Linked DNA regions of Homo sapiens: region 2 is linked to region 1. Evidence: chromatin contacts called from ENCODE Hi-C or POLR2A ChIA-PET data. All regions are on one chromosome and are shown on one strand. The core of a region is the stretch at or near the end of the contact, and the rest is flanking DNA. Distances in the headings are between cores, read along the strand shown.

Evidence for each region. Hi-C counts contacts between places; a loop is a spot of excess contacts on that map. ChIA-PET counts read pairs that join two places held with the same protein, here RNA polymerase II (POLR2A). Pooled maps may share reads with other maps.
Region 2: a loop to region 1 is called in a map of naive thymus-derived CD4-positive, alpha-beta T cell, with 21 times the contacts of the local background. The contact joins two enhancer-like sites. A Hi-C loop is called at or near these places in 17 of 168 maps with a recorded cell type or tissue (A673, CD4-positive, alpha-beta memory T cell, Calu3 and 13 more), 8 of 37 single-sample maps with no recorded cell type and 19 of 50 pooled maps. POLR2A ChIA-PET finds 5 or more read pairs at or near these places in 2 of 52 experiments (B cell and PC-9).

The regions. Positions count from the first base shown.
Region 1 is chr7:106,459,615-106,464,305 of GRCh38, forward strand. No RefSeq gene overlaps it. Among named protein-coding and RNA genes, the nearest start is that of CTB-30L5.1, 140 kb to the right of the region's middle. Within about 2 kb of position 2,962, at least 2 of the 41 ENCODE cell types and tissues checked have a DNase peak (open chromatin) inside an H3K27ac peak, as active enhancers do.
Region 2 is chr7:106,733,636-106,738,098 of GRCh38, forward strand. No RefSeq gene overlaps it. Among named protein-coding and RNA genes, the nearest start is that of LINC02577, 39 kb to the right of the region's middle. Within about 2 kb of position 3,041, at least 3 of the 41 ENCODE cell types and tissues checked have a DNase peak (open chromatin) inside an H3K27ac peak, as active enhancers do.

The sequences.
Region 1 (4,691 bases), core at 1,712-4,211:
CACAACACAAAGGAAAATCATGAAACCATAGGCAAAATCCTCTCAATTTTGCAAGTGGCTGCCCAACCGGCTGCCTGGGGGAACAGAATTAACATTTTCTATTCCAGCCAGAGCAAAATACCTGTGACAAAACACAGACATTAGCCACTCCACTTAGGACCCAATATTGAACTGGCAAGACTCAAATTTTTCCCCAGTTGGACTCGTCACCTTTGATCCATTCAAAGTGTGTTGGAATGATCTTCTACCAGGGGTTTCAACATGCGGTCTCTGGGCAAGATGGTTGCCCTGAGTAACAGAAAAGATAACAAAGAGAAAGTTGAGAAAGAGAGAGAAAAGCACTGCCTGCGGCAGGGTAGGGAAGGCAAGGCACTCAGGGAGGCCAGAGAAAGACCCACCCATTGCACTGAATCAAAAAGTTCAGGCGGCTGCTTGTCAGTCACAAAGGGATCTTTTCCAGCAGTCCCATCGGCTCTCAAGTTTCCTCCATCAGGGAGGAAAAGACTCCCAATGTCCCATGATCCTGTACCTGCTTAATCCTGTCACCCACAGCCATCAGCAAAGAGTGCAAGGCAGATTAATCCAAAGAGAATAGCGTATAACACCCCGTAGTGCTGAACCCATTCTTAGCAGAGAGGGATTTTACTGCGGGGAGGGGGCGGTTTCTAACCCCTTAACTCTTAGGAAGGACTCTAACCTTCCTAAGTTGGGCTTCCAACCCAAGTTTGGTCAGGTGTCCTTGCCCTTATTAAGAGGGGCCTTTAACCCCACTCTGTCTTGGGAGAAACTCTAACTCCCCTAAGCTGGGCCTCTAACCCAATCCCATCCTTTACCCAGATACCTCACCACTCACCCAAAGTCAGCTGATTGGTGCTGCGACCTGTTTCCTTTGTTGTTGGGGGGTGGGTCTCCTCAGTATCACCCCTTTGAAGTTTGCCAGGAAGATGTTATCAGAAAGGGGTCCCAATCTAGACCCCAAGAAAGGGTTTGGATCTCACCCAAGAAAGAATTTGGAGCGAGTCCATAGAGTAAAGTGAAAGCAAGTTTATTAGGAAAGTAAAGGAAGAATGAATGGCTACTCCATAGGCAGAGCAGCAGCATGGGCTGCTGTACTGATGATGCTTATTGCTACTTCTTGATTATATGCTAAACAAGGGGTACATTATTCATGAGTTTTCCAGGAAAGGGGTAGGTAATTCCCACAACTGAGGGTTTGTCTCCTTTTTAGACCATATAGGGTAACTTCCTGATGTTGCCATGGCATCTGTAAACTGTCATGGTGCTGGTGGGAGTGTCTCTTAACATGCTAACGCATGCTAAGCAGTGAGGACGACCAGAGGTCACTTTCATTGCCATCTTGGTTTTGGTGAGTTTTGGCTAGCTTCTTTGCCACATCCTGTTTTATCAGCAAGGTCTTTATGATCCGTATCTTGTGTTGACCTCCTATCTTATCCTGTGACTTAGAATGTCTAACATCCCGGGAATGCAGCCCGGTAGGTTTTAGCCTTACCTCACCCAGCCCATATTCAAAATGGAGTTGCTCTGATTCAAACGCCTGTGACAGTTTGAGCCATAAAGATAGCTCAAGCTTGTACCAAGTGGCCATAGAAGATTTTCCAAAGGCCAGAGCCACCTCCATTCCGAGTCACTTACGTTGGTCACCAAATTATTAACTCAAAATATGTGAGACAGGTCTTCATCAATTTAGAAAGTTTATTTTGCCAAAGTTAAGGATGCATGCCCATAACACAGCCTCAGGAGGTCCTGACGATATATGCTCAAGGTAGTCAGGGCACAGCTTGGTTTCATACATTTTAGGGAGACATGAGACATCAATCAATATATGTAAGATGTACATTGGTTCTGTCCAGAAAGGTGAGGGCGGGGGGGTGGTGCTTCCAGGTCATAAGTAGGTGAGAGACAAATAACCATTGGTTTCTCAATAACCATTTGCATTGAGTTTCTGATTAGCCTTTCAGAAGGAGGCAATCAGATACGCATTTATTTCAGTGAGCAGAGGGATGACTCTGAATAGAATGGGAGGCAGTTTTGCCTTAAGCAATTTCCAGCTTGACTTTTTTCTTTAGTGTAGTGATTTGGGGGTCCCAAGAGTTATTTTCCTTTCACAGCAGCAACACTGCGGGTCTACCTGAGAGGTTAGGCAAAGCATCGTGCGGGATTTAGGGTTTGCCAGATACAGACAGGGAAGAACATTCTAGATAGAGGAAACAGAGTATGCAGAGTTGTGAAAAATCAGGCATGTTTGGTGAACTGCTAAATGTCTGTGTTACTGAATTAATAAGTATGTGTGTGTGGGTGTGTTTGTGCAAGTGTGTGTTTGTCGGCCACGTTGGAAAAGGCTTGTGTGTCAAGCATTGAAGGTTTCATTTGGTCCCATAGCCAGTGAGATGGGTTTTTAAGCAGGAGAATGGCATGGTCGGCTCTGACGTGTAGGAAGGCAACTCGAGTGGCTGCAGGTTGGAAGGCTGGAGGCAGGGAGGACAGTTAGGAGCACTTGCAGTAGTCCCAGAAATTGCAAAGGACATCAGTCTTAAGGTGGGCCCAGCTCAACAGTGACAGGGCTTATGGGCACGAGAAAAGAAGACACCAGCTATAAATGGTTCAGTTGATTGACAGATGCAGAAGACTGAAAATTCCTCAGTGGTGGAAGTTGTCCCTGGGGCTTCCATACAAGGCCTTTTCCACCAGGACTCAAGCAAGCTGCGTGTTCAGGAAGATCATTAGGAAGTGGTCAAAGAGATTTTTTTTCTTTCTTTCAAAGAAACAGGAAAACATGTAAGAAATGCTCTTAAACCACTGGGTCTCTTAGCAAGTGTAACTTCTGGTCAGAGAGGTGTACCACACAGGGGTATTAGTTGGAGAAAGGATATTTATTTCCCTTTAGCTGAAGAAATTTCTGTATTGCTTTCATACTAGAATTTTTTTTTTCTGCAATTAATCTGCCACCTCGTGGCCTAATGAGAAATTTCAATTTCCATAGCTTGGAGAGGGAGGATTGAAGAAGCAGAAGTCAACACTCTTTCACTTAATAGAAACATCGACATACTACTGACTGCCAGCACAGGAGTGCTTTCCTCTAACTATATAATGCCCTTTTTACCTGCTATTCAAAGGGTGTTTTGTGATTTCCCAAAAACTCAAAAAATAACGAGGAAGTGCTTGACTCATAGACACTTCATACACGTGTATGTTTTTGACTCCACAAAATGAAAACTAGAATATGGTTCTTGTATTTTAATGGGAAAAGAAAATGTCCTAAAAGCTATACAACTTTATAAGATTAATTTCAACTTCTAAAATATTGCTTAAAATAATAAAGTGAATTTGCAAATATAGATAAAACCTGGACACTGAGCAAACACCCATTAAGCTAAAATGAAAAATGAACACAAGCAGATTGATGGGACTGCTTTTCTGTGGCTGAGTCATAAACCTGTATGTAATAATTGATCTTCTTGAGAAACTGAGAGGGCTGCTTTTGTGAGAGATGGGTGATCTTTGAATCAGATCACTTCTTGGATTCTACACAGATCAAATAAGCCATCCTGAAATGTGTCCCTAAGTCAGAAGTGCGGTGCAGCAAGGAGGGTAAGAAGACCAGCACTGGGTTGGACTGTCACCTGCTGGGTCAGGCCTTTAACCTTTCAGTTGCTGGATAATAGGGAGGTGGGGAGTCCCAGAGGAGGATGGGGGAGGGGCACTAGAAAGCCAGACAAGTGCAGATGCCTGTTGCTCTTAGTTCAATCTACTCTGGCCCTCAGAAAGGCTGTCTAAAGAAGATGTCTTTTAATAGGTACATTCGCCTAGTACAATACTTAAGAGTATAAAATCGTTAACATAAGATGTGGTCAGAGTTTATTTTTGCTCTTTTGTGAAGCAGCTGTGTGCAAAGCAAATTAAAAGCATAAATACAACTTTAAAAGAATATTTAAACCATCTAGGTACTAATAGATTTCCCTAAGTTTCCATTTCCATATCTTTCTGTAATGATTTTCCTAAGTTTCCATTTCCGTAATTCTGACTACACAACTGTCATTAATTCTTTAAAAAAGTCAATCATTTTGTTTTCTAGATCCAAACGTATTGTTCGTACATAGTGTTAATTTAGTGTCCTCCTTTCTAATAGTAATACTTAGAATTTGTTATATATCTTAAGTAATTGGCAGGTAAACTTCTTTCTGAACAGAAAACTATTTCTTATAGGATTTACTTGGTAACAGTTTGTTAGCAACAAGTCTCAATGACTCTTTCACATAAGAAAGAAATGCAATGTCTTTGAAACATTGTATGCTTCTGACTTTTTAAAACTAATTTAAAATACTGGCTTATCCCAGTCCAGATTTTATTATTATTGTTATTGTTATCATTTATTTTATTGGCAATGTATCAAGGAAAGTGAGAGCCAGAAGAAAACTGAAAAGTAATTGAGTATACCCAGCTGCTATTTGAGTCAACTCATGTCCTGAATACCTAGTTTGATTTTGATCCACATTGATGGAAAGGTAAAGGAAACCAACTAATCTATGAAGGATCATGTGGAGAGTGAGTGTTACACAAATCATACGGAAACAAAAGTGATCACTCTTGGATACTTCCAGACAGAGAAGCTGATGCAGCAGGCATGGCTGCAGGGCCAACAAAGATGGCAGATGCTAGAGTTGGGCCCAGGA
Region 2 (4,463 bases), core at 1,791-4,290, 270 kb after region 1:
CTTCACCTGAGGCCCAACACTAGCCTGATTTACGAGTTTAAATGAACTTTCAGGCCCCCATAAACATTAATTTTGAGTTTGGAATAATGAGAGAATTTAAAAATGAAATAAGATGAACCTGGAGTTCTTATTAAATAGGAATGTGGGATTTAACATTGAGAATGATTCCTTTGTTTGGCAAACATTCATTGAACTCTAGCACCTGGCACTTGCTAGGTACTCCAAATACAAAAGTGATCATCTCAGTTCCTGCCCTCAAAGATTTTATATTCTAAGCAAACTGAATTACAGTATAGTTTAATAAGCATTGTGATCAAGGGCTGTGCAGGTTATCAAGTGCTCCCTCCACAGAAAGGAAGAGCTATGAGAACTGGTAAGATGGGCATGGGAGGATGAAGAAAGATAACCAAAAGGGGCATCTCCTAAACTGAGCATTGTAGGATGAATAGGAGTTATCCAGGGACAATCACATATTTGAGAATTTTCCATTTCTTCTTACGTTGTTGATTTCTAGTTTCATTGCATTGTGGTTAGAAAAGATACCTGGTATGACTTTAGTCTTCTTAAGTTTGTTGAAACTTGTTTTGTAACCAAACATGTGATCTGTCCTGCAGAATGTTCTATGTACACTTGAGAAGAATGTGTTCTGCTGCTATTGGATAGAATGTTCTATGTATGTCTGTAAGATCCATCTGGTCCATGGTATTGTTTCAGTGCAGCACTGTTTTCTTATTTATTTTCTGTCTGAATGTTCTATTGTTGAAAGTGAGGTATTGAAGTCCTCCACTACTATTGTATTGCTATGTCTCCTTTCAAACCTGTCAATGTATGCTTTATATATTTAGGTGCACTTATGTTAAGTGCATATACATTTATAATTGTTATATCTTCCTGATGAATTGTCCCTTTTATCATTATATAGTGACCTTTTTTGTCACTTGTGATAGTTCTTAAGGTCTATTTTGTGTGATATAAGTATAGCCAGCCTGCTATCTTTTGGTTACGTTTGCATGGAATGTCTTTTTCCATCTCTTCACCTTCAGCTTATGTGTGCCTTTGATTCTAAAGTGAGTCCCTTGTAGACAGCACATTGTTAGATCTTGTTGTTTCATCTACTCAGCCACTCTATGTCTTTTGATTAGGAGTTTAATTCATTTATATTTAAAGTAGTTATTTATAAGTAAGGATTTACTACTGTCATTGCTTTCTGTTTTGTATTTCTTTTGTTTCTCTTTCCCTTTTTTCTGTTTACCTTTGTGATTTATTGACTTTTTATAGTGATTTGCATTGATTCCTTTCTCTTTTTTGTGTGTGTATGTCTACTATGGGAATTTTCCTTGTGGTTACCTTGATTGCATGAAACACAGTAGTCTATTTTAAACTGATAACTTGTCTTCCACTGTATACAGAAACTCTATATCTCTCACACACACACTTTATATTATTGATGTCACACTTTAAATCTTTTTTTTTTTTTTTTTTTGATACATGATCTTGCTCTGTCACCTAGGTTGAACATGGCTCACTGCAGCCTCAACCTCCTGGGCTTAAGTGATCATCTTGCTTCAGCCTCCCAAGTAGCTGGGACTACAGGCCTGTGCCACCACACCCAGCTAATTTTTTTGTTTCTTTTGTAGAGACAAAGTCTTGCCATGTTTCCCAGGCTGGTCTCCAGCTCCTGGGCTCAAGCAATCTTCAGCCTCCCAAAGTGTTAGAATTATAGGTGTGAGCCACTATACCCAGCTTCTATCTTCTTTTAATATTGTATATCTATCCATAAATTTTCATATTTATAGTTATTTTTTAAACTTTTTTCATTTAACTTTTATACTAGAGCTAAATGTATCCACCAACATTACATTACCACAGTTTTCTGTGTTGGTCAATGTATTTACTTTTACTACTAAGTTTTATACTTTCGTGTGCTTTCATATTGCTGTTTAGTGTCCTTTCATTTCAACTTGAAGAACTCCACTTAGTATTTCTTGTAAGACAGGTCTAGTGGTAATGGAATTTCTCCATTTTTTGTTTGTCTGGAACATTTTTTATTTCTCCCTCATTTCTGAAGGACAGTTTTGACAGGTAATGTATTTTTGGCTAGCAGGGTGTTTTTCCCCCACTACCCCCACTCAGCCCTTTGAATAGATTACCTCACTCCCTTCTGACCCACAAGGTTTCTGCTGAGAAATCCACTGACAGTCTTATGGGGGCTTCTCGTAAATGATGAGTCACTTTTCTCTTGTTTTTTAATTTTTCTTTGTCTCAGCTTTTGATAATTGGATTATAATATGTCTCTGTATATAGGGTTCATCCAATTTGGGATTTTTTTAAGCTTCATGAATCTGGCTATTTATCTCCCCAGATCTTGGAAGTTTTCAGCCATTATTTCTTTAAATAGGCTTTCTTTTTTTTTTCACTCTTCTCCTTCTGGGATTCCCGTAATGCATAAACTGTTTCACTTTATAGTGTCCCATAATTCCCTTAGGCTTTATTCACTGTTTCCATTCTTTTTCATTTTGCTCTCCTGGCTGGATAATTTTAAATGACCTGTCTTCTAGTTTCCTGATTATTTTTTTCTGCTTGATCAAGTCCACTATTGAAGCCCCTTAGTGAATTTTTAAGATCAGTTATTATATTCAGCTTCAGAATTTCTGTTTGGTTCTTCATAATTTCTGTTTCTGTTGATATTCTTAGTTTGTTCATGTATCATTTTCCTGATTTCTTGTAGTTGTCTATCTGTGTTCTCTTGCAATTTGCTGTGCTTCTTTAAGACGATTATTTGAATCCTTTGTCCGGCAGTTCATAAATTTACATTTCTTTATGATCAGTTACTGGAGATTTCTTTCGTTCTATTAATTGTGTTACATTTTCCTGATTCTTCATGTCCTTGTAGCTTTGCATTGGTGTTTGTACACCTGAAAAAACAGTCCCTTTTCACAGTCTTTACAGACTGGCTTTGATTAGGAAAGGCCTTCATCAATCAACTCAGCTAGAGATTCAGGGCCCTCATTCCTAGCTGCTCTAGGTATTCAGCGTTTTTCTTTCAGGAGCCCATATCTCTTGCTCCCTCTGGTGTTTGACTGTGTCTGTTCCATCAGTGATCTGTGTGAGGCAAGATCGAAACTGGCCTCTCAATCAGCACTGTGAAAGGCTTCTTTCACAGTTTCCTTTCTTTCCCTTCTTTCCTAAGGGAGAAGCCTCAGTTATGCGCATTATCCCAATCTCTCAGAGCCATGCCAGCAACACCTGCCCCAGGAATCTGGACTATTTCATTTTCTTCACTCCTTGTGACGCAGAGCATAAACCAGCCCTTTGGCAACAGCTGCCAAATTATCATTTTTAGGGAAGCAGTGTGGTAACTGCCGAACCATCACCTGAGGGACACCTGACATTCCTGGTGGGTTGGGGGAGAGCCTTCTCCTGCCCTGCTCATGCCTGTCTAGTTACTGTAACAATACCAATCTTTTCAACACTCTGTGTGTGCTAAACTAGCCCCTTGGGGAGCATCTTGAAAGGCTGGGAACCATTGGACATTTTCCCCACTCTCCCCCACTCCCCACAAAGGAGGAGTCACTGAACTGTGCTGATTTGGGCAAGGGGCTGATGTAGATAAAGTGAAATTCATTTTGTTATCTGTTTCAGCACAGCTGCTCTTGGTTTTGTGCCTATCCAAGGGTACTGCAAGCTGTTAATTAGAATTAGTCTTCTCATAAAGGTATTTTGTTACTTACATCATTATTAAATCTGTGTTTCTGTAGAAGAATGAGGGCTGGGACTTCCTATTCTGCCATCTTGTGGACATCATTCTTCTATGCTGTTATTCTCCAACATCATTTTTCATGGCTACATGGTAGCTGTATTTAACTGTTCCCATATTATTCGACATTTGGTTGTTTCCTAGTGTGTTATTATGAATATTCTCATAGACAAATAATTCATAATTGTTTATTAGGAGTACATTTCTATGTGTTCAAAGGACATGAATGTTTTAAAGACATTTGATACACATTATCACATTGTCCTCCAAAAAAACTGTACTAATATCCACCCCTGTTGGTCCAGTGAGAAAGTTTTATTTCTCTGAATATTTATCAAAACTGGCTATTATCTGGATGACGCTGGAAACCATCATTCTCAGCAAACTATCGCAAGGACGAAAAACCAAACACCACATTTTCTCACTCATAGGTGGGAATTGAACAATGAGAACATATGGACACAGGAAGGGGAAGATCACACACCAGGGCCTGTTGTGGGGTGGGGGGAAGGGGGAGGGATAGCATTAGGAGATATACCTAATGCTAAGTGACGAGTTAATGGGTGCAGCACACCAACATGGCACATGTATACATATGTAACAAACCTGCACATTGTGCACATGTACCCTAAAACTTAAAGTATAATTAAAAAAAACTGGGTATTATCATTTAAACGATACTTGCTATAAGTAAAAATTCATACCT